Linked DNA regions of Homo sapiens: regions 2, 3, 4, 5, 6 and 7 are each linked to region 1. A link is a contact called in ENCODE Hi-C or POLR2A ChIA-PET data. All regions are on one chromosome and are shown on one strand. Each heading gives the region's core, a stretch centred on a gene start or an enhancer-like site at or near the end of the contact. The rest is flanking DNA. Distances are from core to core; before and after follow the strand shown. Region 1 holds the start of ZNF836 (zinc finger protein 836). Region 2 has its middle 3.6 kb from the start of C19orf84. Region 3 holds the start of ZNF888 (zinc finger protein 888). Region 4 holds the start of SIGLEC10 (sialic acid binding Ig like lectin 10). Region 5 holds the start of ZNF320 (zinc finger protein 320). Region 6 holds the start of ZNF600 (zinc finger protein 600). Region 7 holds the start of ZNF175 (zinc finger protein 175).

Region 1 (3,276 bases), core at 243-2,742:
ACAGAGTCTCGCTTTGCCGCCCAGGCTGGAGTGCAGTGGCTGGATCTCGGCTCACTGCAAGCTCCGCCTCCTGGGTTCACGCCATTCTCCTGCCTCTGCCTCCGGAGCAGCTGGGACCACACGCACCCGCCACCACGCCCGGCTAATTTTTTGCATTTTTAGTAGAGACAGGGTTTCACCGTGTTAACCAGGATGGTCTCGATCTCATGACCTTGTGATCCGCCCGCCGCGGCCTCCCAAAGTGCTGGGATTATAGGCATGAGCCACCGCGCTTGGCCAACAATGATTTTTTAGGGACGTGATTCAGCTCATAACATTCTGTACTCTGGACTCCCAAAATTCATGTCCTTCTCACATGCAAGATCCCTTCACCCCCATCCTAACATCTCAAAAGTCTTATTATTATTATTTTTTGAGACAGAGTCTCACTCTGTTGCCCTGGCAGCAGTTCAGTGGTGCAAAGACAACTCATTGCAGCCTTGATCCCCTGGGCTCAAGAGATCCTCCCACCTCAGCCTCCCAAATAGCTGTGACTATAGGCGTGAGCCACCATGCCTGGCTAATTTTTGTATTTTTTGTAGAGACAAGGGTCTTACTATGTTGCCCCAGGTTGGTCTTGAATTCTTGAGCTCAAGCAATCCTTCCACCTTGGCCTCCCAAAGAGCTGGGATTACAGGCCAGAGCCACTGCTCCTGGCCCATTTCAAAAGTCTTAATCCATTTCAGTATCAAACTCTAAGGCCCAAATATTACCCAAATATTATCTGAATCACATATGGGTGAGACTCAAAGTGTGGTTCATCCTGAGGCAAAATTTCTGTCCAGCTGTGAAACTGTGAAGCCAAAGAAGCTATTTGCTTCCAAAATACAATGGTGGGACAGGCACAGGATAGACCGTCAGCCCTGGAAACCACCCTTCTACTCTGTTACTGTAATTTTGATGTTTGTAGATTGCACATGTAAGTAAGCACATGCAGGATTTGTCTTTCTGTGTCTAGCACATTTCGCTTAGCATAATGTCTTCAGGGTTCCTGGATCCAGCCACGGCTGCACATCAGATCTTCACGGAGATCCTAGTTCCCTGACTACTGAGTAACTTCAGCCTTAACTGGCTTCAGCCTCACTGGCAAGACCCGATGGAGTCCACCAGGCTCGCAAAAATCGATTTTGACTTAAATCAGTTCAACTTGACAAGAAGAAAACATCTTAGTTTCCAACAGAAGTGGACCACAACTTTAAGCTTTGACCTTAAAGTCTAAAACATTAACTTAAAATAGGCAGGAAGCAACGCTGCTTCACAGGACAAGAAATAGTCACAAATACTCCTAAATCGGGAGAACAAAGACTTGCTGGGTGGAAGGCAGAGCGAATAACAGGCCCCGCCCACCAAACAGGTCCCGCCCACACCGCCCGTCCCGCTTAGCCCACCTGGCCCCGCCCACTACCGCATCAGCCTTGCCCCACCCTTTCAGGGTTCCCAAATCTGGCCAGTCTTTCTGCCCTTTCCCTTGCGGGTCGCACCCCGCCCAGGCCCCTCTCCCGCCCCAGGTCTCTCAGTCTTTTTTCTCAGGGCGTGTAGCTTCCTGCACACCCGGAAGCAGATCGCGCGGGGAAAAGATCACAGCGCTGCGCGTCAGTTTCCGTCTACCTGGACTAAACATTTGCTTCGCCCCGTCTGCCTGAATCGAACGTGCACTTGGCAGTCTTCCCTTGTCCATACCCGTTTCCTGGGGATCGCTACGGACCTTAAAATACCAGCAACAGCCCCTTCGCCCCAAGTAAGTCTGATAATTGCTTCCCTTTCGGTTTAAAAATCTCTCTGAGGCTGTTCCTTGCTCCCTGCCTTTCTGCCTTAGGACCATGTAGACAACCCCACTCAGGTCGTGTTCCTGCTTAAAACCCTTACTGACCTCTGCTTCGGCCCTGCGCCAAGTCGAGTCCTCACTCGGGAGGTGGATTCCCGCCCGTTGCGACCCCGGAGCTTCTCCGTCGTCAGCCCCTGGAGGGGAGCGCCCGCCGTCCGGCTCCTGAAGGAGTCGCTTCTCCTCCCAGGTCCTGGGATTCTGCAGACCCTCCCTGTCCTGAGACACCGTACCCCCTGCCACCTTGTGTCCTCCTCACGCCGGGTCCTTTCGCTCCCCAGGCTTCCCCTTCACAGCCACTGCTTTTCTCGATCCCCCCCTTGGGGGAGGTCACCTGAGTCTTGTGACACCCAGTGTTCTTCCTTCCCAAATTTTACTCCACTGGAAAATATGCTTTTCCGGGAGGTGGGCATCCTATTCCTCCCCTTTCTTACTGAATGTGTGGGTGAGAGGGATCAGGAGAGGAAAAGAAGGGGAGCGACGGAGCAAAAGGAAAGACCGAATAGAAGAGAATGAGGGAGACCCATAAATACACGGCAAAATGGATGATAATTTAGGGATTTGCAAAGAGACAGCAAGAGTGAAAGAGAACGAATGGAGAAAGAAGCAGGGGGAGGAAAGCACACAGAGAAATTTAGAAAAAAAGGGGGACCTTCAGAGAGATGAAAGGCAGCAAAATAGAGTGGGGCGGCAAAGGAGGAGGCACTGCAGACAGACAGTGGGGAGAAGGTGAAAGAGTTGGAGCCGCAGCCGACAGAGCTACGTGGTGCTGGGACTGAAAGAGAGGGAGAGAGGGCAGTGGGTGACAAGCAGAGTAGAGGGAGAACCACAGCAGGGAGGAAGCCTAGGGAGTTGGGGGTGCTAGAGAGTGGGAACAAAGGAGGTGTAACAGGTAAGAGGGAATTTTAACAAGGAGAGCAGAGAGGGAGCTCAGATGGGGAAAAAGAGGCGGAAATACGTGGAGATTGGGGACAATCAGAAAGATTGGGGAGAAAGAGCTACGAGAGGTGAAGTAAGTTGCAGAGCATCGGGCAGAACAGACATAAAGAGGAGAAAAACAGAAAAGGGGAGGAAAGGTGCAGAATGAGAGAGGGACACACACAATAGTGAAGAAAGTGGGAGAGGACCCCATCCAGATGAGCGATGAGTTGATTGGATATGGATGGTGGTTGTAATATTCTAATTTGTGACTTTATACTCTAATTTAAAATTCATTTCTTTAAATTGTACTCGTGAGGATGAAAATTACCACTCTTTTCTGTAAGGCTTGTGCATTTTGTATTTATTTGTATCAAAAGATATTTGGAATTTCTGTTTAGCCAGAGAGCATTTAAATTAAGTCATTCGTGGTAACTCTTTTCTTCCCTGGGATGGGGTAGAGGATAGAGTAACTGAGAAATGGGGCGATAAATGAC
Region 2 (3,276 bases), core at 284-2,783, 780 kb after region 1:
AAGGATCAAACAATAACCAGCAAATAAACTTTTTTCTACAAAAAAAAAAAAAAAAAAAGCATAGATGCCCACGTGCCATGGGGCTTAATGAGAACAAGCTCCATGCCGAGCCCTTTACGTACACTGCCATGTTCGAATGTCATAGCAACTCTGAGACAAGTGTTCTTGGCCAGCTCCCGAGTGAAACTGAAGCTCAGAGAGGCTAAGCAAATTACCCAAGGTGACTCAGCTTTTCAGGGGCAGAGCAGTATGTGACATCAGTCAAGCATGTCAGTTGGACTCCACGCCCATGATCTCAACACCTTCCTGTACTTCCTCTCATTGTGGCAATGAACAGCTAGGGCTTAGGCCGGGCGCTGTGGTTCACGCCTGTAATCCCAGCAATTTGGGAGGCCAAGGCGGGTGGATCACTTGAGGTCAGGAGTTTGAGACCAGCCTGGCCAACGTGGTGAAACCCCGTCTCTACTGAAAATACAATAATTAGCCAGTCCTGGTGGCAGGCACCTGTAATCCCAGCTACTCGGGAGGCTGAGGCAGGAGGCTCGCTTGAACTCGGGAGGCGGAGGTTGCAGTGAGCCGAGATCGCATCACTGCACTCCAGCCTGGGCGACAGAGCGAGACTCAGTTTCAAAAAAAAAAAAACACACAACAACAAAGGTGACACCCGAACCTTGACGCCTCGACAATAACAACAACAAAGGTGATCCCCGAACCTTGACACCTCGACAGGGCTGAGAGGGGAGAAGCTGGGTGAGGGCCTCTAAATCTGGGGAGATTTCAAGGAAGGGAGGCAAAGATGACCTCCTGGACCTAAAAGAGGAGAAAGGACATGAGGGTAGGAGAGGCACTGAGAGGCCCCCCTTGCCCTTGGAAGGGTCCCAAGTAGATGGGGTGGAATGAATGGGAAAGAGCAGGGACCCCAGAATCTCCAGGGACGGAAGGGGGTTCGGGGAGGAGGGGGATTTTAGGAAATCTGTAAGCCCCTACGAAATGGGGAGACCCCGAAGGTCGAATCTTGGAACTTTGAAGGTCTAAAGCCGGTAGGGATAGGGAGTGGAGAGTGAAAGGAAGGGTCTGGTTCTAAGCGGTGGATGGGGCAATGGGGCTCCCCAGTGGGCCAAGGAGATGCCGAGAGGGATTCTCCCCTCAACAACCCAGTCCCCTCTCTCCCTCCAAGCTCCGCTCAGCATCTCCAGGCCTGGGCCGGGTCTCCCGGATGCTACCGGAACCTACCCGCACATGCGCAGACAAAAGCCTCAGCAAAAATGCCTGAAGGCGCAGAAAGGCGCTCGCCAACCAGAGGGAGAAGGCGAGGCGCGCGGGGTCCGCAGGGTGGGGATTCAAAAGCGGCGCGAGTTCTCTGGCCAATCAGAGCCGAGAATAGTGGCTCGCGACGCTTAACAAGTGGGCGGGACTCTAACCAATCGCCGCTGCGTTCCCCTACAAATCGGAAGTCTCGCTTCCCCTTAAGCAGAAGTTGGTTGGCCAGTTTTCAGAACTAGCCTGTCAATTTTGGAAGCTGAGTAAAGGGCATTTCCTTAGCGACACAAGGTCCCGCCTCCAGTCTCCTAGCGCCGCAGGGGCACGGGGGACGGGACAGAAAAAGCCTTAAAGGGCGAGGTACGTGGTAAGCGGTCAGACCCTGGTTTCCAAATGGCGTCAGATCCTGATCTTAGTAATAGGAGAAGCAATAAAAGAACAAGCTAGAACAATCCCATGACGCTAGACTTGAGCAGTGAGCGCCATCTGCCTCTGGGATTTAAAGTAACCGAATGGATAGACCCAGACTTGAAATCTGAAGATCTGGGTTCTCATCAGTCTCCAGGAAAGAAAAGCAAGCCAGATCTCTTGGCAAAAATCTTATTCCGGCCACTCAGTGCCACTAACATCGTCCAGCATAGGGCGATCCTGTTGCCTGGGACTTCTCCTCCTTAAAATGCAATGTTGTGGGCCAGGCACGGGGGCCTATCCCAGTAATCCCAGCACTCAAGGTAGGAGGATTACGTGGGGCCAGGAGTTCGAGACCAGCCTGGCCAACATGGGGAAACCCCATCTCTACTAAAAATACAAAAATTAGCTGGACATGGACATGGTGGCACATGCCTGTAATCCCAGCTACTTGGGAGGCTGAGCCAGGAGAATCGCTCGAACCCAGGAGGCGGAGGTTGCAGTGGGCGGAGATCGTGCCATTGCACTCCAGCCTGGGCGACAGAACAAGACTGTCTTAAATAAATAAATAAATAAATAAATAAATAAATAAATAAATAAAAATTTTAAAATACCCTGTAATCCTAGCACTTTGGAAGGCCGAGGTGGGAAGATTGCTTGAGGCCAGGAGTTTAACACCAACTGGCCAACATAGAGAGACCTCTTCTCTATTAAAATAAATACATAATTTTTTAAAATGTGGATTAAATTAGTTCATATTATTCATTAAAATAGATCTCCAGTCTTGCCAACATAGTAAAGCCCCATCTTTACTAAAAATACAAAAATTAGCGGGGCGTGGTGGCAGGCGCCTGTAATCCCAGCTACTCAGGGGGCTGAGGCAGGAGAATCGCTTGAACCCGGGAGGTGGAGGTTGCAGTGCACTGAGATAGCACCACTGCACTCCAGCCTAGGTGACAGAGGGAGACCCTGTCTCAAAAAAAAAAAAAAGACCTTCATTTTACAAAATAATTTAGAACTCCCCCAACTCTCAAGGTTGTGAAAAACAAGGAAAGACTTAGAGAGTGCTGCAGATTAGAGAAGACTAACGAGAGAGGATGACTAAATCCAATGTGGTAGTCCAGATTGGATCCAGGACCAGAAACAAAGGACATTAGTGTAAAAACTGGTAAAATCCAAATAAAGCCTGCAGTTTACCTAATAGTCCTGTCAGTTTCTTAGTTGTGACTAATGTACCATGTACATTACATGACAATGTAAGATGGCAACATTAGGGGAACTCCTGTCTGGAGTAAATGAGAACTCTCTGTATTATCTTTGTAACTTTTCTCTAAGTATAAAAGTATTCCAGGCCAAGCATGGTGGCTCATGACTGTAATCTCTTGGTACTTTGGGAGGCCAAAACAGGAGGATCTCTTGAACCCAGGAGTTTGAGACCAGCCTGGACAACATTCTGAGACCCTGTCTCTACAAAATAAGGCACCCCGTGTGGTAGTGTGTGCCTGTGGTCCCAGCTACTTGGGAGGCTGAGGTAGGAGGATGGTTTGGGCCCAGGAGGTTGAGGCTGCAGTGAGCCATGATCACACCACTGCACTCCAGCCTGGGTGA
Region 3 (3,276 bases), core at 456-2,955, 750 kb before region 1:
TAATAAAATGGTTGTTATTTCCTTCTCTGTTATCATAGTGAAGATGATTTTTCATCTGGGGAAGATTTTTTAGTTTTCAATTGTATTTTCTCAACATTTAAAAAGTGAAGTAAAGAGTATTTCTTGGGCCCGGCACGGTGACTCACGCCTGTAATCCCAGCACTTCGGAAGGCCGAGGCAGGCGGATCACTTGAAGTCAGGAGTTTGAGACCAGCCTGGCCAACATGGTGAAACCCTGTCTCTACCAAAAGAACAAAAATTAGCCGGGCATGATGGCACGTGCCTGTAATACCAGCTACTATGCAGGCTGAGTCAGAAGAATTGCTTCAACCCAGAAGGCAGAGGCTGCAGTGAGCCGAGATCTTGCCAATGCACTCCAGCCTGGGTGACAGAGAAATACTCTGTCTCAAAAAAAAAAAAGAAAAAGAAAAAAAAGTAAATAAAAAAAAGAAACTAATAGATGTCATCCACAATTGTGCTGGGACAACTAACTGGATATCCACATGGAAAAGAATAAAGTTGGATCCCTATCTCACACAATGAAAATTTTATTTTAAAAATTAAAAAAAAAAGAGATGAGGAAGGGATCCCTGCGGCAGGGGGTGTTACTTTGTCACTCAGGCTGGCTTGGACCTCCGGGCTCAATGATCCTCCCGCCACTGCTTCCTGAGTAGCTGGACCTCAGGCTCCCGCCCCCACTTCCACATTTCTGCTGTGTTTAAGTAGCAGGTGGTGACCTCACTCCTCCCTGGCCTGAACACTCCCTCCGGCATCCCAGGCGGTGGCCCTAGGGAAGTCTCTGAAGCTGAGCACAGGGTGGACTCTCCCTCCGAAGCAAATGGAGAATAGAAAGGGAGAGATTTCTATTCTGTTCTGTGTACCATCAGCATGAGATCGTACTTTCTGCCTAGGCAGGGCTTTGCATTTCACGTTCTAGTTTGCATCCCTGTTCCAGACAATTCCAGGGCTTTTGAATCATGCCTCAGCCTTCCTGGCCACTCTTGCCTCCGGTGTAGCAGGACGAGCCACAGACAAAACCTCTCAGACACCGAGTTGTAGAAGGAAGGGCTTTATTCAGCTGGGAGCATCGGCAAGCTGCCTTAAAATCCGAGCTCCCCGGGTGCACAATTTCTGTCCCTTTTAAGGGCTCACAACACTAAAGATTTCACATAAAAGGGTCGTGATTGAGCAATCTAGGGGATACGTAACAGGGACTACAGTCCCAGATATATACACAGGGGTTTCGTGCACTGGTAGAGAGAAACAGAACAGGGCAGGGAGTTTCATAATGTTCTTCTATACAATGTCTGGAATCTATGAAAAACATTGGTTTCTAAGTTATGAGTTGATTTTTAACTATTGGGTTTAGGCCAGGCAGGCCCAGGCCTGGTTTTGGGCGTGGCGCAGGGCTGCCTGTCTTCGGTTTTACTTCCTTGTTGTTTTTTTTCTTAAAACAGGTACTGAGTATAAAACAATATAAAACAATATGAGAGGGTCTGTCTCTTCCCTCACCAAAACCCGAAAAACAGCGGCTAGGTACGCGGCTGAGAGAAGCACAGATCCGCCCCCGCCCCGCGTCTGCCGGTTCTACAGGGCAGGTCTCTCCGCCTGGCGCCCCGCCCCTACCTCGCCCAGGCCCCGCCCCTACCTCGCCCAGGCCCCGCCCACCTCGTTGGCTCCACGGAGGCCTGGCTTCTGTCCTGTGCTTGTAGATTCGCCCGGACCAGGAAGCGGATCGCGTGGACTGGAAGTCACACTGCGGCGGTGAGTTTTGCTCTGTGTTGTATTGAGGCTGTGCCTCCAGGTCCCCGGCAATTCTGTACCTGGGATGTGGGGTCTCCACAGACCTGGAAATTCTCGCCCTTCTTCCTTCAACAAGAGCAAATGGAGACATTCCCCTAGGAGTCCGGAAGTCACTTCCTTTTGGGTTTAAAGTCGCCCTGAGGCTGCCCTGTCCTCGGTCTTTTTGCTATAGGGCAATGTATACAGTTTGTATCGCGTAGTTTTCCCGTTCACAACCGTTTGTTGACTCCTCCCACCCCGCGCTTTTTAAAGTCCTCACCCGAGAGGTGGATCCCTGCTCTGGCGCTTCCCAGCCTCACCCTCGTCGGCCCCTGGAGCCCAGCGCTGACACCACAGTCCCAGGGAGGCCGCGTTCTCTGCCCGGTGGTGGGATCCTGCGGACCCCACCCTTGTCCGAAGGCGTCATCTCCCCCCCACCTCCCTCCTCATGCCGGGCCCTGTTGCTCCCCAAGTCTCCCCTCCGCAGTCACCGCTTTCCCTGAGCCCGCGTTGGGGAGGTACCCGGGGCCTGTCCTGTGACACGGGGTGTTCTTGCCTGCCCAGCTCCAGCCCCTGGAAAATGCGCTTCTCTGGGATGCAGGCGTCTTACTCCAAACCCTCCTGTGATTGTGTGGGCCAAAGGGATCAGGAGACAGAGAGAGGGAATCAGAGAGCAGTAGAAAACCTGAGACAGATAAAAGAAGAAGGAGAAAGACCCATAACAGATGGCAAAGTAGGGGATGGTCAGGGATTTGCCAAGAGACAGCAAAAGTGAAAAAACAAAAGATAACAAAGCAGGAGGAGAAAAGCAACTGGAGAAATGTAGAGAAAAGCTGGATGTACAGAGAGATGAAGGACAGACAGCAAGGTAGGGAGAGGGGCAGCAAACAGAAAGGCTCATGAGAATGAGGGAGAGGAGGAGGGATTTGGAGCCAGGGCAGACAGAGCAGAGTGGTGCTGGTGGCAAGGAGAACAGAGGGAGAACCACAGCAGGGAGGACACCTGGGAAATCTGGGGTGCCAGAGAGTGGGGCCAGGGGGGTATAACGGGGAAGAGAGAATTTAACAGGGAGAGCTCAGGAGAGATGGGAGAAGAGGTGGAAATCTATGGACATTGAGAACAATCTAAAGATTGGGGAAAAGGAGCAACAAGAGGTTAAATAAGCTGTGGATGGAGTCCAGCTAATTTTTGTATTTTTAGTAGAGACAGGATTTCACCATGTTGGCCAGGCTGGTCTCAAACTCCTGACTTCAGGTGATCCACCTGCCTCGACCTCCCAAAGTGCTGGGAATACAGGTGTGAGCCATCACACCTGGCCACCTATGTATTCTTGAATGAAAAAAGTTACTTCTGTCTTAGTTCAACAGCTGACTCTCTTTCCCTGTTTTCTTTTCTTTCTTTCTTTCTTTCTTTTCTTTTATGAGATGCAGTTTTGCTCTTGTTGCCCAGGCTGAAGTGCAATGGCACGATCTTGGCTCACTGCAATCGCCACCT
Region 4 (3,276 bases), core at 366-2,865, 750 kb after region 1:
GAGCCATGATCACACCACTGCACTCCAGCCTGGGCAACAGAGCAAGACCTTGTCTCAAAAACAAAAAACAAAAATGCCATGGATGAAAGAACCAGGACAGGGCAGAGGCTGGGTCATCTCCTCCAGGAGGCCTCTCCTGACTTCCCTCCACCAGGAAGAGCTGACCACTCCTTCCCCAGGTCCCATCCTGAATGTCTGTCCAGCATCCAGTTCATTTAGGGGACCTTCTGTACTTTGTTTCTAAGAATCTTCATTTGCTAACCTGGGGCCCTGGAGCTGACTCACCATGGAGGATTCACCTCCAAGTCCCCCTAAAGCTCAGTGCTTGATACCCAAGGTATGTGGAGGTTGAAGGATGAGTTCTGTGTTTCGGTGTGACCCAAACAGAGTCATTTCAGGAAGAGCTCAGTGAGGGGAAAACATCTTGTAGAGTTTACTCCATTCATTGCAAATTACCCCTTCCCTAGTCTGTTCCCCCCACTCTGCCCCTCACTCCCGCCTTCCTCAAACTCTTCCCATCAGCATTAGCTTTGGACATATGTGTTCTAATCCCAATGGGTGTCCCAATTGAATGACAGAGGAGGAAGGGAGACTGGGAAGTGGACTAGGGCCTGGTTGGGGCAGGAGACTGCTTCTGGGGACCAAGGGTCAGTGAGCTCACCAGGAAGCATGAAGAGGTGGAGCTGACACCACCCTACGGTGGCCAGATTTAGAAAAAAAGAAATTCAACATGCTCAGTTAAATTTGAATTTTAGGCCAGGTGCGGTGGTTCACACCTGTAATCTCAGCACTTTGGGAGGTCAAGGCAGGTGGATCATTTGAGGTCAGGAGTTCAAAACCAGCCCTGCCAACATGGTGAAACCCCACCTCTACTAAAAATACAAAAATTAGCTTGGCGTGGTGGCGCGTGCCTGTAAGCCCAGACTCAGGAGGCTGAGGCAGGAGAATCACTTCAGCCTGGGAGGTGGAGGTTGCAGTAAGCAGAGATTGCACCACTGCACTGCAGCCTGGGTGACAGAGTGAGACTCTGTCTCAAAATATAATTAATTAATTAATTAATTTGAATTTCAGATAAATTTATTTTGCTTTCTGGTATAAGTATATCCCATGCAGCATTTCGGACATACTTATACCAAAAAACATAAAATAAAATACTTTATATTGTCTGTGAAAGCTTTAACCAGGCATCCTGCATTTTACCTGACAAGACCAGCCCCCTCCAGTAACGGTCCCTTCCCCTGTACCCACCACCTCCACCACCAGTGGCCCAGATAAGGGTAGCTCACTGTGGACTTCTCACTTCTGCTTTTCCGATGACCCAGGGCCCAGAGGGAGAGCCCCCACCCCACTACCCCACCCCCAGCCAGGCCCCCAGGATAGACACAAGCCTGCCCTCTCCTCCTACACAGGGAGCTCTGGAAGGACCAGCTCAACAAGCCCAAGGCCAGGCTGGGCCCCCAGGAGACCCAGAGGACAACTGGGCAAGGTGGGCCGGAGAGTGTGGGGGAAGGCAAAGGAGTTCTGTGAGCTCAGCGTCTGAAGCTCATTTCATGCATCAGGCCCCAGGGCTCAGCTTCCGCCTTCGGCTTCCCCTTCTGCCAAGAGCCCTGAGCCACTCACAGCACGACCAGAGAACAGGCCTGTCTCAGGCAGGCCCTGCGCCTCCTATGCGGAGATGCTACTGCCACTGCTGCTGTCCTCGCTGCTGGGCGGTGAGTGGGCCAAGGGCCGGAAAGGACCTGGGGCGGAGCTAGGGCTGGGGTTGCAGGTTGAGCCTCTGTCTCCCCACAGGGTCCCAGGCTATGGATGGGAGATTCTGGATACGAGTGCAGGAGTCAGTGATGGTGCCGGAGGGCCTGTGCATCTCTGTGCCCTGCTCTTTCTCCTACCCCCGACAGGACTGGACAGGGTCTACCCCAGCTTATGGCTACTGGTTCAAAGCAGTGACTGAGACAACCAAGGGTGCTCCTGTGGCCACAAACCACCAGAGTCGAGAGGTGGAAATGAGCACCCGGGGCCGATTCCAGCTCACTGGGGATCCCGCCAAGGGGAACTGCTCCTTGGTGATCAGAGACGCGCAGATGCAGGATGAGTCACAGTACTTCTTTCGGGTGGAGAGAGGAAGCTATGTGAGATATAATTTCATGAACGATGGGTTCTTTCTAAAAGTAACAGGTATGGAATGGGGTGGGAACCCCTGCCTCTCACACTGGGGAGGGACCCTGGGGACAGCCTATGGGCTGAGCAGAGAGGGCTCTCAGGGACCCCTGCAGCACAAGAATCTCCCACCACGGTCTCTGTCCCAGCCCTGACTCAGAAGCCTGATGTCTACATCCCCGAGACCCTGGAGCCCGGGCAGCCGGTGACGGTCATCTGTGTGTTTAACTGGGCCTTTGAGGAATGTCCACCCCCTTCTTTCTCCTGGACGGGGGCTGCCCTCTCCTCCCAAGGAACCAAACCAACGACCTCCCACTTCTCAGTGCTCAGCTTCACGCCCAGACCCCAGGACCACAACACCGACCTCACCTGCCATGTGGACTTCTCCAGAAAGGGTGTGAGCGCACAGAGGACCGTCCGACTCCGTGTGGCCTGTGAGTGTGGCCTGGGAGGGTGGGGTGTGCAGACAGCCCCGGTGGGTGGGGAGGTGGAGGAGCCCAGTGGGACAGTGAGCGGCTCCCAGCTCAGGAGCATCCAGGGAGAGGAAGCTGTGGGGTCCCAGGATGCCGCCGCAGCCCTGGGAGGGGGATGGGAATGGCGTCTGGTCCACACACGTGAGCCCTGGCGCTGGTTGTCACTTGTCTTCCCGGGATAGTCCCACTTTCTTTTCCCTGAGGGAGTTTTTTCCAGGTGTGAGGAATAAATTGTCCCTCCCTGAAGCCAGCTCACAATCTTGTTGCAGATGCCCCCAGAGACCTTGTTATCAGCATTTCACGTGACAACACGCCAGGTACTGAGGGCCGTCGGGCTGGGGCTGGGCCAGTTGTCTTTAGATGAAAAGGCTTCAGGGGATGAGGGGATGTGCTCCTCCCTGTACCCCTTCTCTCTTTCTCCCTCCCTTTCTCTCTTTTTTTTTTTTCCTCCCACTCCAGCCCTGGAGCCCCAGCCCCAGGGAAATGTCCCATACCTGGAAGCCCAAAAAGGCCAGTTCCTGCGGCTCCTCTGTGCTGCTGACAGCCAGCCCCCTGCCACACTGAGCTGGGTCCTGCAGAACAGAGTCCTCTCCTCGTCCCATCCCTGGGGCCCTAGACCCCTGGGGCTGGAGCTGCCCGGGGTGAA
Region 5 (3,276 bases), core at 324-2,823, 730 kb before region 1:
AGTAATAAAAAGCTGCTTACTGCTCTCTTGTTTGCTACCTGTACCTCTTCAAATGATAAAAAGCTTCATCGCTACCTTAGTTCACCAAAATGATTCAGCACAAGTGTACTATATGAATCACTATCAATCTATTACACAAAAAGACATAAGTAGCAAAAACAAGAGTAAGAACTCCCACTAATAAAAAGTGAGACTCTCAAAAAGAAGAAATAAAGGAAGACAGAGACCCTCTCATATTGTTTTATACTCAGTACCTGTTTTAAGAAAAAACAACAAGAAAGTAAAACCAAAGACAGGCAGCCCCGGGGCCAGGCCCGAAACCAGGCCTGGGCCTGCCTGGCCTAAACCCAGTAGTTAAAAATCAACTTATGGCTTAGAACCCAATGTTATTCATAGATTCCAGACATTGTATAGAAGAACATTGTAAAACTCCCCGCTCTGTTCTGTTTCTCTCTGACCACCGGTGCATGCATCCCCTGTCACGTACCGCCTGCTCGCTCAAATCAATCACGACCCTTTCATGTGAAATCTTTAGTGTTGTGAACCCTTAAAAAGGACAGAAATTGTGCATTCAGGGAGCTCGGATTTCAAGGCAGTAGATTGCTGACGCTCCCAGCTGAATAAAGCCCTTCCTTCTACAACTCAGTGTCTGAGAAGTTTTGTCTGCCGCTAGCCCTGCTACACACTGTTACAATGTCAATGCTTTTTTTAAAAATCCCTTTTTTTCTTATTGAGGCGGAGGAAGGAGCTCTGGGGTAGAGGGTCTTACTTTGTCGCCCACGCTGGCCTGGACCTCCGGGCTCAGCGGTCTTGCGGCTCCTGCTTCCTGAGTAGCCGGGACCCCAGACTCGCCACCTCGCCCACATCCCTGCTGTGTTTAAGCAGGAGGTGGTGACCTCACTCCTCCCTGGCCTGAGGCCTCCGCTCCGCACCCCAGGCGGTGGCCCTGAGGAAGTCTCTGGAGCTGAGCACAGGGTGGATTCTCCCACCCCAGTGAATGGAAAATAGAAAGGGAGAGGATTTGCTATTCTGTTCTGTGGGCCGTCAGCAGGAAATTGGAGGTTTCGCTGAGGCAGAGCTTTGTATTTCGCATTCTAGTTTGCATTCCTTCCCTTGACAACTTCCAGATTTTGGACATAAATTGCTAAAATTAATTTCAATAGCAAGGAACTTTCCTGGGTCCAATGACCGCCTCACGTTGACTTCTCAGGGAGGTACTATTTCAATGACTGCTGAGCTGCTCCAGCCTCACTGGCGGCTTTCGCCTCCAAAACCTGGAAAAAAGGCGCAGAGAGCGAGATGGAGGAAAGCTCAGGACCCACCCGCTTCTCGCCCCCGCCGACCCCTCATAGCCCAGGACTCTTCTCCCAGCCAGGCCCCTTGTTTCTCAACCCCGCCCCGGCCTTGTTCAGGCCCCGCCCACCTCTTCGCGTCTCATCCCGGCCTAGTCCAGGCCCCGCCTACCTTCTCGGGGGTCCCGCCCAGGCCTGGCCTCTGTCCTGCGCTGATTGGCATAGACCCGGAAGCGGATGGCAGGGACTGAAGGTCACACCACAGCGCGTGAGTTTCGCTCTGTTTTATGTGTGCTTCCCAGTCCTGTGGTGCTGCTATACCGGGGACGTTGAGTCCCCACAGACCTGGAAATTGCGGCCCCTCTTTCTCAACCCAGAGCAAATTGAGACGTCCGGGTGAGAGTCCGTGAGTCCCTTCGAGTTTAAAGTGGCCCTGAGGCAGGTCCCGTCCTCGGTCTTTCTGCAGTGGGGTCGTGCAGACACCTCCTATCGCGGAATTTTCCTTCTCAAAACCCTTCCTGACCTGTCCTCCCGCCTCGCGCTGTTTCAAGTCCTCACCCGCGAGCTGGATTCCAGCCCTAGGCGCCTCCCACCGTCGCTCTCGGCGGCTTCAGGAGCGCCGCGCCTCAACCCCGGTTCCCGGGAGGCCGCGTCCTCTGCCTGGTCCTAAGATCCTGCAGACGCCACCCCTGTCCGAAGGCTCCGTCGCTCCCCACCTCCCTCCTTGTGCGGTGTTGCTACCTAGTTCCAACTCCTGGAAAACGAATATATGCAATCAAGAAAGCACTCCACAGAGGGGAGTGGGCCCGAGCCAGCGTCTCCGGGGACCCGTTTAGAAAGTTTTAGGGGGTTAAAGTATTTATTTTGAGGTCCCTATGGGCTACCCCTTATCTGGATGAAGGATTTTTGGCCCTTGGCCAACGAAATGCTGAGGTGAATTGGCCCGAGGCCGGAGCAGATGGGTGCCCTATGCAGATGAAGGTGTGGCCGGTGCTTGGCCATGGCCACTCCTGGGCTCTTTCCCTTTCTGAGACGTGGTGGAAGGAGGAGGGCGGTAGGGACAGCGGCCTTTGATCCTTTGTTACTCCGGATGGGGAGATGGGGTTTTTCCTTTTTGTCTAGTTTTAGAAAGTTTGCCTTAATTGGCCTTAGATTCGCTGCCCCCAGACCCAGGACCCAGGTATTTCTTTTTTATTCTTTTTTATTGGAGATGGGGTCTCACTCTGTTGCCCAGGCGGGAGAGCGGTGACAGGATCACAGCTCACTGCATCATCAACATCCTATGCTCAAGCGATCCTGTCACCTCAGCCTGCAGAGTAGCTGGGACCACAGCCGCGCGCCACCACACCGCGCTAATTTTTGTGTACTTGGTAGAGACGGGCTTTTGCCTTGTTGCTCAGGCTGGTCTCCAACTCCAGGGCTCAAGCGATCCAGCTGTATCGCCCTCCCAAAATGCTGGAATTACAGGCATGAGCCACCATGCCCGCCTTGTTTCTTAATTAAAAAATAAATAAATAAAAATAAAGGCCGTGTGCAATGGCTCATGCCTGTAATCCCAGCACTTTGGGAGGCCAAGGCGGGCAGATCACCTGAGGTCAGGAGTTCGAGACCAGCCTAGTCAACATGGCGAAATCTCGTGTCGAATAAAATACAGAAATTAGCCAGGTGTGATGTCGGGCGCCTGTAATCCCAGCTACTCAGGAGGCTGAGGCAGCAGAATCCCTTGGACAGGGAGGGGGAGGTTGCAGTGAGCTGAGATCATGCCACTGCACTCCAGCCTGGGGTGACAGAGCGAGACTCCGTCTGAAAAAAGTAAGATAACTACTTTTCAAATAAGCTTTGGTAGAATCTTATGAGCTCACATCATTGTTTTCCAACTATGATATGAGTTCAAAATTTTCTTCTTTGACCCTACATTTTATTAGATATATACATTTTTAGATGTATATATTTTTAACCATTTTAAAAGTTTCTCTATGAAATT
Region 6 (3,276 bases), core at 211-2,710, 620 kb before region 1:
GAAGCATCCTGCCTCACACGTTTGCTCACACTAACCCATGCCTTTTCTCAGTCCTTGTCATCTTCACTTAAATTCCATCTTCTATAACCTAGTGACATGAGCTTGGGAAGAGGCTGCACTGGGCATGGTCCTGGGAAGGGCTCACACCAGAGATGGATGGAGATGGGGTGTGGACCCCAAGGTGTCAGTGATATTGGGCAGCAGGGATTGTTCAGGGGCCACATCTGGATGCACATTTAGCTCTTTGTGGATCAGATCAGAGAATCTATGTATGAAAGTCATACATTAATGTATGCACTGGTATCTGTGTACTGGTATCTGGTAAATTCTGGAAAAGGAGACAAACTAGGGGAGATATTTCTTTTTCTTTTTCTTTTTCTTTTTTTTTTTTGAGACGTAGCCTCGCTCTGTCGCCCAGGCTGGAGTGCAGTGGCACGATCTTGGCTCACTGCACGCTCCGCCTCCCGGGTTCACTCCATTCTCCTGTCTCAGCCTCCCTAGTAGCTGGGATTACAGGCACCCACCACCACGCTTGGCTAATTTTTTTGTATTTTTTAGTAGAGATGGGGTTTCACTGTGTTAGCCAGGATGGTCTCGATCTCCTGACCTCATGATCTGCCCGCCTCAGCCTCCCAAAGTGCTGAGATTACAGGTGTGAGCCAGCGCGCCCGGTCTTGTTTTTGTTTGGGTTAGGCGGGCTCCTGTAGTTCCAGTTACTCGAAAGGCTGAGGCAGGAGAAGGGCGTGAACCCGGGAGGCGGAGCTTGCAGTGAGCCAAAATCGTGCCACTGCACTCCAGCCTGGGCGACACAGCGAGACTCCGTCTCAAAAAAAAAAAAAAAAAAAAAAAGTAAAAGAGCGAGAGAGAGATCAGGAAGAGGACCCTGCAGTTAGGGGGTGTTACTTTGTCGCCCAGGATGGCCTGGACCCCCAGGTTCAGGGATTCTCCCGCCGCTGCTTCCTGAGTAGCTGGGACCTCAGGCTTCCGCCTCGTGCCCGCATCCCTGCTGTGTTTAGGCAGCAGGTGGTGACCTCACTCCTCCCTGGCCTGAGCTCTCCGTCCCGCATCCCAGGCGGAGGCCCTAGGGAACACTTTGAAGCTGAGCACGGGGTGGACCCTCCCTCCTGAGTGAATGGAGAATAGAAAGGGAGAGGATTTCTGTTCTGTTCTGTGGGCCATCAGCATGAAATCGTATGTTCCGCCCTGGCAGGGCTTTGCATTTCACATTCTAGTTTGCATTCCCGTTCCAGATAATTCCAGGGCTTTTGAATCATGCCTCAGCCTTCCTGGCCGCTGTCGCCTCCAAAAACTCGAAAAACAGAGGCGCTGAGTGCGAGGCTGAGAAGCACAGGTCCCGCCCCGGGCCCTCCCTCTGCCGGTTCTAAAGGGCAAGGTCTCTCCGCCTGGGGCCCCGCCTCTACCCCGCCCAGGTCCAGCCAACCTGCCCCGGCCTGGCTTCAGTCCTGGGCGCGCACAAACCCGGAAGCGGATCGCGTGGAGTGAAGGTCCTACCACGGCGCGTGAGTTTTGCTCTGCCTTGGATTAAGTCTGCACTTCCCAGGTCCCCGGCGCTTCTGCCCCTGGGACGTGGGATCCCCACGGACCTGGAAATTCTCGCCTGTCTTCCCTTCACCCAGAGCAAATTGAGACGTCCCGGTAAGAGTCTGGAAGTTGCTTGCTTTTGGGTTTGAAGTCGCTCGGAGGCTGGTCCCGTCCCCGGTCTTTCTGCTATAGGGCAATGTATACACTTCCTATCGCGTATTTTTCCTGCTCAAAACATTTTTCTGACTATTCCCGCCCCGTGCTTTTTAAAGTCCTCACCCGCGAGGTGGATTCCAGCCCTGGGCGCCTCCCAGCCTCGCCCCAGTTGGCACCTGGAGCGCGGCGCCCCGGCCCCAGCCCCGGGGAGGCTGCGTCCTCTGCCTGGTCCTGGGATCCTGCAGGTCCCACCTTTGTCTTAGGGTGCCGTCGCCCACCACGTCCCTCCTGGTGCCGGGCCCTGCTGCTCCCCAAGTCTTCGCTTCCCCTGAGCCAGGGTTGGGGTGGGTCGCAGGGGCTTGTCCTATGATACCAGGTGTTCTTTCCTGTCCAGCTCCACCCCCTGGAAAATGCGCTTCTACGGGATGCAGGCGTCTTACTCCAAACCCGCCTGTGATTACTCCAAACCCGCCTGGGCCAAAGGGATCAGGAGATAGAGAGAGGGACTGAGAGAGCAGTAGAAAACCAGAGACAGAGAAAAGAAGAATGAGAAAGGCCCATAACAGATGGCAAAGTAGAGGATGGGTTAGGAATTTGCCAAGAGACAGCAAAAGTGAAAGAAAAAAAACTAAGAAAGCAGGAGGAGAAAAGCAACTGGAGAAATGTAGAGAAAAGCTAGATGTACAGAAAGATGAAGGACAGCAAGGTAGGGAGAGGGGCAGCAAAGAGGGAGGCTCACCAGAGTGAGGGAGAGGAGGAGGGATTTGGAGCCAGGGCAGACAGAGCAGAGTGGTGCTGGTGGCAAGAACAGATGGAGAACCACAGCAGGGAGGACACCTGGGGATCTGAGGTGCTGGAGAGTGGGGACAGAGGGGTATAACAGGGAAGAGAGAATTTAATAGGGAGAGCAGAGGAGACGGAGAGATAAGAGAAGAGGCTGTAATATATAGACATTGAGGAAGATTGAAAGATTGGGGAGAAAGAACAACAAGAGGTTAAATAAGGACCGGGCGCTGTGGGTCATGCCTGTAATCCCAGCATTTTGGGAGGCTGAGGCGGGTGGATCACCTGAGGTCCGGAGTTCGAGACCAGCCTGATCAACAGGGAGAAACCCCGTCTCTATTAAAAATATAAAATTAGCTGGGAGCGGTTGCACATGCCTGTAATCCCAGCTACTAGGGAGGCTGAGGCAGGAGAAACCTTTGAACCTGGGAGGCAGAGGTTGCGGTGAGAGCCAAGATCGCACCGGTGCACTCCAGCCTGCACAACAAGAGTGAAACTCCATCTCAAAAAGGAAAAAAAAAAAAGAGGTTAAATAAGCTGTGAGAATGGAGCAGAAGAGGTGGAAGAGAAGTAATAGAGGGAAGAAGGGGATAAACAGCAGGAGAGGAGAGGGGTACAAAATGAGGAGCACAATCCCAGGGAAAAAGAAAAGAAAACAAGAGCTAGAGAGAGAAGGGGAGAATGAGAGATATGCACAGAATTAGGGAGGGAAGCACAGTAATGAAGAAAGAGGGGCTGGGCGCAGTGGCTCATGCCTGTAATCTCAGCACTTTAGGAGACTGAGGCAAAGGGATT
Region 7 (3,276 bases), core at 460-2,959, 600 kb after region 1:
TCTGGACTAAATGGTGAATTCATTGCAGCTTTGCCACATTTTCACTGTGAGAATATGAAAATATTACTTTAGTTGTAGTTTCCAAAATGAAAATGCAGGTATTTATCACAGATGTTGGGAAACTTAACCAAGATGAAGCTTGTCAAGTCCTCAGTGCCTGCCTGGCACGTGATAAATATGAATTAAAAAAAGAAAGTTGTCAATTTAATTGTCAGCTAAATATCATGGGCATTATCATACCCATTTTGAGGATGAGGATAATGAGGCTGTGTGCTGTTACATAATTTGCCTGAAGGTTACTCAGTCTGTAAATGGAAAAACAGGGAATCAGCCCCACATCTGCCTTGTTCTAAACTGTACACTGTCTCCACTATCTCATGTACCCATACGTGGCCAGCTTCCAGAAACACCATTTCCTCTTTCTGTTGCCTTCATAGAACTCAGGCCGGGAGGTGGCTCTGTCTGGTGTACCTATTCTGAGCTTCTGGACTTTTCAGTCCCCGTCCATAATACACCACACACAGACCAGCCTCTTCTGACTAGAGCTAAAACTTAAAATCACTGTCCCAATCCCCATCTTGACACAGAAAATTTGCAGACATGCATCAGGGCCTCCAGTTACCATTTCTTGCCTGTCCACAATAAGTTGCCCCCACCGCACCTGAATGCAATCACTGACAGGACTGACTTTCAGAAATCCCCAATGAGTGTACTACAGGGCTGCCAGAAAGTTCCAAAATGCCTCCCAGTCACTGACATGGCACAGGCTTCTGAAATCTTTACTGCCCTGATAGCCAAGAAATGTTTCCCAGCGAGCACAATTTTCTGGTTTCCATAAAACGACAAATAATCCCCAACATAGGGGTCCAAATGAAATGCCCCAATAGGAAACCATCATCGATGTGCTCAACTGTCAATTACTGATCCTTACCATGTCCAAGGGACCCAAGAAGAGGCCAACACTGACCCACCCACCAATCCCTGAAGGACCCCAACACTCACTGCCTAGAAAGCAATGCATTCACCCTCACAAATCCCCATCATTGACCCCCTACGCCTCCAGTCAACTGGCTGCCATAGGCTACCCCTGGCAACCCCACTCTACTGATTCCTATAGGTTGCCCATCACTGGTCCCCTGAGAGTGTTACAGTGTGATCCTCAAAGTCCTCCAACCTCTGAAGCTCTTGGCTGCCAATCAATCACTGACTCCCCTAGTCCCACGGACAGTGAATCCCTTCCCTGAACGTCCTCCAGCACCATCCGCAAAGGCGCTCTTAAGATGCACGTTCACTGTCCTCAAGTTAGCAAGTTTCGTGGACCAATATAAAATCCGATATTAAAGTACACTTGGAATTTAAGTCACAAAAATACTACAAGCAGAAAATAAGCAAGAAAAGAGGGAAAATTAACAGGCTAATTATCCAACTAAAATTAGCAAACGCCACTTACCCCACAGCACCCATCACCCACCCCAGAAACCCCTCATCGCTCAGCCAAAACAAGCCCGTCACTCACCTCACAGCCTCGTCTTCAGCCGAGAAATCCCTTTATCACGCACCCCCACCCCCAACAAGCCCCTCATCACTCCCCCAAAGCCAGCCGCCCCTTCCTGACCCTACAGAACCCCCACTGCTAATATTCCCAATCACTTCAGCGTCCAGTAAGCGACATAGGCTTAGATCCACTTAACAACAGAAGCTAAATGGTCGCTCTAGGCCACTTCCGGTTTGGGTTACATTCCCGTTAGGATTTCCGTAGGCGCTGTTGAACCGCGCGCATGCCCACTAACACTTTTGAAGCTACGCTCCGCCAACAGTTATCATGGCGTATAACGGCGTACCTTTATTCCGCGGTTCATTCAACTTCAGAAACTTGGTAGGGAGGACGGCATGGCCGCACCCATACGGATTATGATATTGGAGGCCGCCATCGTCAAAGGGCTTTTATTCCGTACAGCCAAGGACAAATGGAATGTCACAGAGTAAAAGTCTTGGGTCCTACATTGGCAGGGGACCTATTCAATACTTGTGTATATATATTTCTAGGAGAAACTGACATGTATTCTGAAAAATACTTTTTCTCTATATTTTTCCCTCTGATTTAAAGACTTTTTTTTCCTGAATTGCTGAACAACTCACTGTCTTTAATAGCACTTTTGAAAATGTTATCTTTCTGAGAAATTGTATCTTTGTTATCCTTACACCATTGCTCTCTATACCTGGATGAACCTATTGATGAAGTAACCTACCAAGCGACCACCTGAAGAGAGAATTTAGGGCTCTTGGGACACTTCATTTAAAGAGAGGCGAATGAAAAAAATATAATCAAGTTAAAGGAAAAAAACACAATTACTGAGATCAATGTCAGCCAGCCCAACTGGGCAGAATTTTCAGGAAGAGGTTGTTCAATCAAATAAACAAAAATATATTCTAGAAGGTGAGTAATAGCAATCATAAAATTAAAAAAATGGCTGATTATGGGAAATAGGAGGCAGGGCTGAGTGAGGATCTGAAGGTGAAGATCTGAAATGATCCTTCTTTTTTAAAAAATAGTAATTTAAATATATTGCTTTCGTAGTTTGTGCCATTTTGTAGTTACCGATTTTACATTCTGTGTTCACAGCTTCTGCCACCCCATCTCTGCACTTAAAGCCACCATATTACTTTTAATTACTTCATACCTCATTTTTAGTCCATTTGAATAATAAAATAAGACTGCTTAGCCAATGAAGCATTTTTTTGAACATGGTTTCCCAGGAATAGTTGAGTTTTCACATTAGTATCTGAACCTAACTTTGTTACATGAAGCATGAAACCTGCTTTTATTTTAAAACATCAATTATATATTTACTGTAAGCAAATAGTGTAAAATCAATAAAAACACTTATCTTTATTATGTGAGAAAGTGTGACATTTTGTTTGAGTTACTAAGAAATTCCCCGGACTTAGAACTTTTGAATTTTCTCCACTTATAAATCTGAGACTATTCTTTACTGTGTCATAGGATTTACCCTACGGCTTTGGTACATTTTATTTAAAAAAAGGAAAATGCAGAGAGTGAAAATTGAGATAGAAGTAGGAGGCTTTAAGTACAACAGCCCCGCATGTGTATGTTCAGGGCAAGTTAAGGCGTCCCTCCACTGGGACATCTGTATATCTGTAGGATGAGGGGTAACTGCGCCCTCATACTCTTAGTGGGGCAGGCATACCCTAAGGTGACACCTACTGAGTCACACCTTGTACAAATCCATCCCTTTGAGTGCAAACGGAACCTGA

What was found. Hi-C counts contacts between places; a loop is a spot of excess contacts on that map. ChIA-PET counts read pairs that join two places held with the same protein, here RNA polymerase II (POLR2A). Pooled maps may share reads with other maps.
Region 2: a pooled map shows a loop between it and region 1 (5-fold over the local background). The contact joins the enhancer-like site here to the promoter of ZNF836 in region 1. A Hi-C loop is called at or near these places in 1 of 37 single-sample maps with no recorded cell type and 7 of 50 pooled maps. POLR2A ChIA-PET finds 5 or more read pairs at or near these places in 1 of 52 experiments (activated T-cell).
Region 3: a loop to region 1 is called in a pooled map, with 4 times the contacts of the local background. The contact joins the promoter of ZNF888 here to the promoter of ZNF836 in region 1. A Hi-C loop is called at or near these places in 1 of 168 maps with a recorded cell type or tissue (CD8-positive, alpha-beta T cell) and 7 of 50 pooled maps. POLR2A ChIA-PET finds 5 or more read pairs at or near these places in 1 of 52 experiments (MCF 10A).
Region 4: a pooled map shows a loop between it and region 1 (4-fold over the local background). The contact joins the promoter of SIGLEC10 here to the promoter of ZNF836 in region 1. A Hi-C loop is called at or near these places in 2 of 50 pooled maps. POLR2A ChIA-PET finds 5 or more read pairs at or near these places in 2 of 52 experiments (activated B cell and activated T-cell).
Region 5: a map of B cell shows a loop between it and region 1 (28-fold over the local background). The contact joins the promoter of ZNF320 here to the promoter of ZNF836 in region 1. A Hi-C loop is called at or near these places in 2 of 168 maps with a recorded cell type or tissue (B cell and CD8-positive, alpha-beta T cell) and 8 of 50 pooled maps. POLR2A ChIA-PET finds 5 or more read pairs at or near these places in 1 of 52 experiments (CD4-positive, alpha-beta T cell).
Region 6: a loop to region 1 is called in a pooled map, with 5 times the contacts of the local background. The contact joins the promoter of ZNF600 here to the promoter of ZNF836 in region 1. A Hi-C loop is called at or near these places in 9 of 50 pooled maps.
Region 7: a map of naive thymus-derived CD4-positive, alpha-beta T cell shows a loop between it and region 1 (12-fold over the local background). The contact joins the promoter of ZNF175 here to the promoter of ZNF836 in region 1. A Hi-C loop is called at or near these places in 1 of 168 maps with a recorded cell type or tissue (naive thymus-derived CD4-positive, alpha-beta T cell) and 6 of 50 pooled maps. POLR2A ChIA-PET finds 5 or more read pairs at or near these places in 3 of 52 experiments (A549, GM12878 and HEK293T).

Annotation. Positions count from the first base shown.
Region 1 is chr19:52,169,837-52,173,112 of GRCh38, reverse strand. It overlaps ZNF836 (zinc finger protein 836), which reads left to right and starts at 1,492. Exons shown (of 5, transcript NM_001102657.3): 1 at 1,492-1,777. RefSeq lists a silencer at 1,324-1,373 and an enhancer at 1,954-2,093.
Region 2 is chr19:51,392,553-51,395,828 of GRCh38, reverse strand. No RefSeq gene overlaps it. Among named protein-coding and RNA genes, the nearest start is that of C19orf84, 3.6 kb to the right of the region's middle. RefSeq lists enhancers at 106-315, 1,371-1,967 and silencers at 1,256-1,395, 1,406-1,465. Within about 2 kb of position 1,533, at least 32 of the 41 ENCODE cell types and tissues checked have a DNase peak (open chromatin) inside an H3K27ac peak, as active enhancers do.
Region 3 is chr19:52,921,857-52,925,132 of GRCh38, reverse strand. ZNF888 (zinc finger protein 888) reads left to right here and starts at 1,705. Exons shown (of 5, transcript NM_001393938.1): 1 at 1,705-1,764. ZNF888-AS1 (ZNF888 antisense RNA 1) reads right to left here and starts at 1,784. Exons shown (of 2, transcript NR_186336.1): 1 at 1,669-1,784; 2 at 1,054-1,460. RefSeq lists enhancers at 1,323-1,492, 1,773-1,822, 1,312-2,043, 2,044-2,777 and a silencer at 1,583-1,632.
Region 4 is chr19:51,415,981-51,419,256 of GRCh38, reverse strand. It overlaps SIGLEC10 (sialic acid binding Ig like lectin 10), which reads left to right and starts at 1,615. Exons shown (of 11, transcript NM_033130.5): 1 at 1,615-1,712; 2 at 1,792-2,175; 3 at 2,307-2,591; 4 at 2,900-2,947; 5 at 3,090-3,276. The coding sequence starts at 1,676. It overlaps SIGLEC10-AS1 (SIGLEC10 antisense RNA 1), which reads right to left. Exons shown (of 3, transcript NR_164125.1): 1 at 3,125-3,276; 2 at 2,527-2,828; 3 at 1,060-2,125. RefSeq lists enhancers at 1,386-1,455, 1,516-1,685.
Region 5 is chr19:52,895,932-52,899,207 of GRCh38, reverse strand. ZNF320 (zinc finger protein 320) reads left to right here and starts at 1,573. Exons shown (of 6, transcript NM_001351774.2): 1 at 1,573-1,688. RefSeq lists enhancers at 1,559-1,638, 1,839-2,038.
Region 6 is chr19:52,784,975-52,788,250 of GRCh38, reverse strand. ZNF600 (zinc finger protein 600) reads left to right here and starts at 1,460. Exons shown (of 6, transcript NM_001321866.4): 1 at 1,460-1,656. RefSeq lists a silencer at 1,302-1,451 and enhancers at 784-1,641, 1,642-2,500.
Region 7 is chr19:51,569,716-51,572,991 of GRCh38, reverse strand. It overlaps ZNF175 (zinc finger protein 175), which reads right to left and starts at 1,709. Exons shown (of 5, transcript NM_007147.4): 1 at 1,517-1,709. RefSeq lists an enhancer at 1,988-2,047.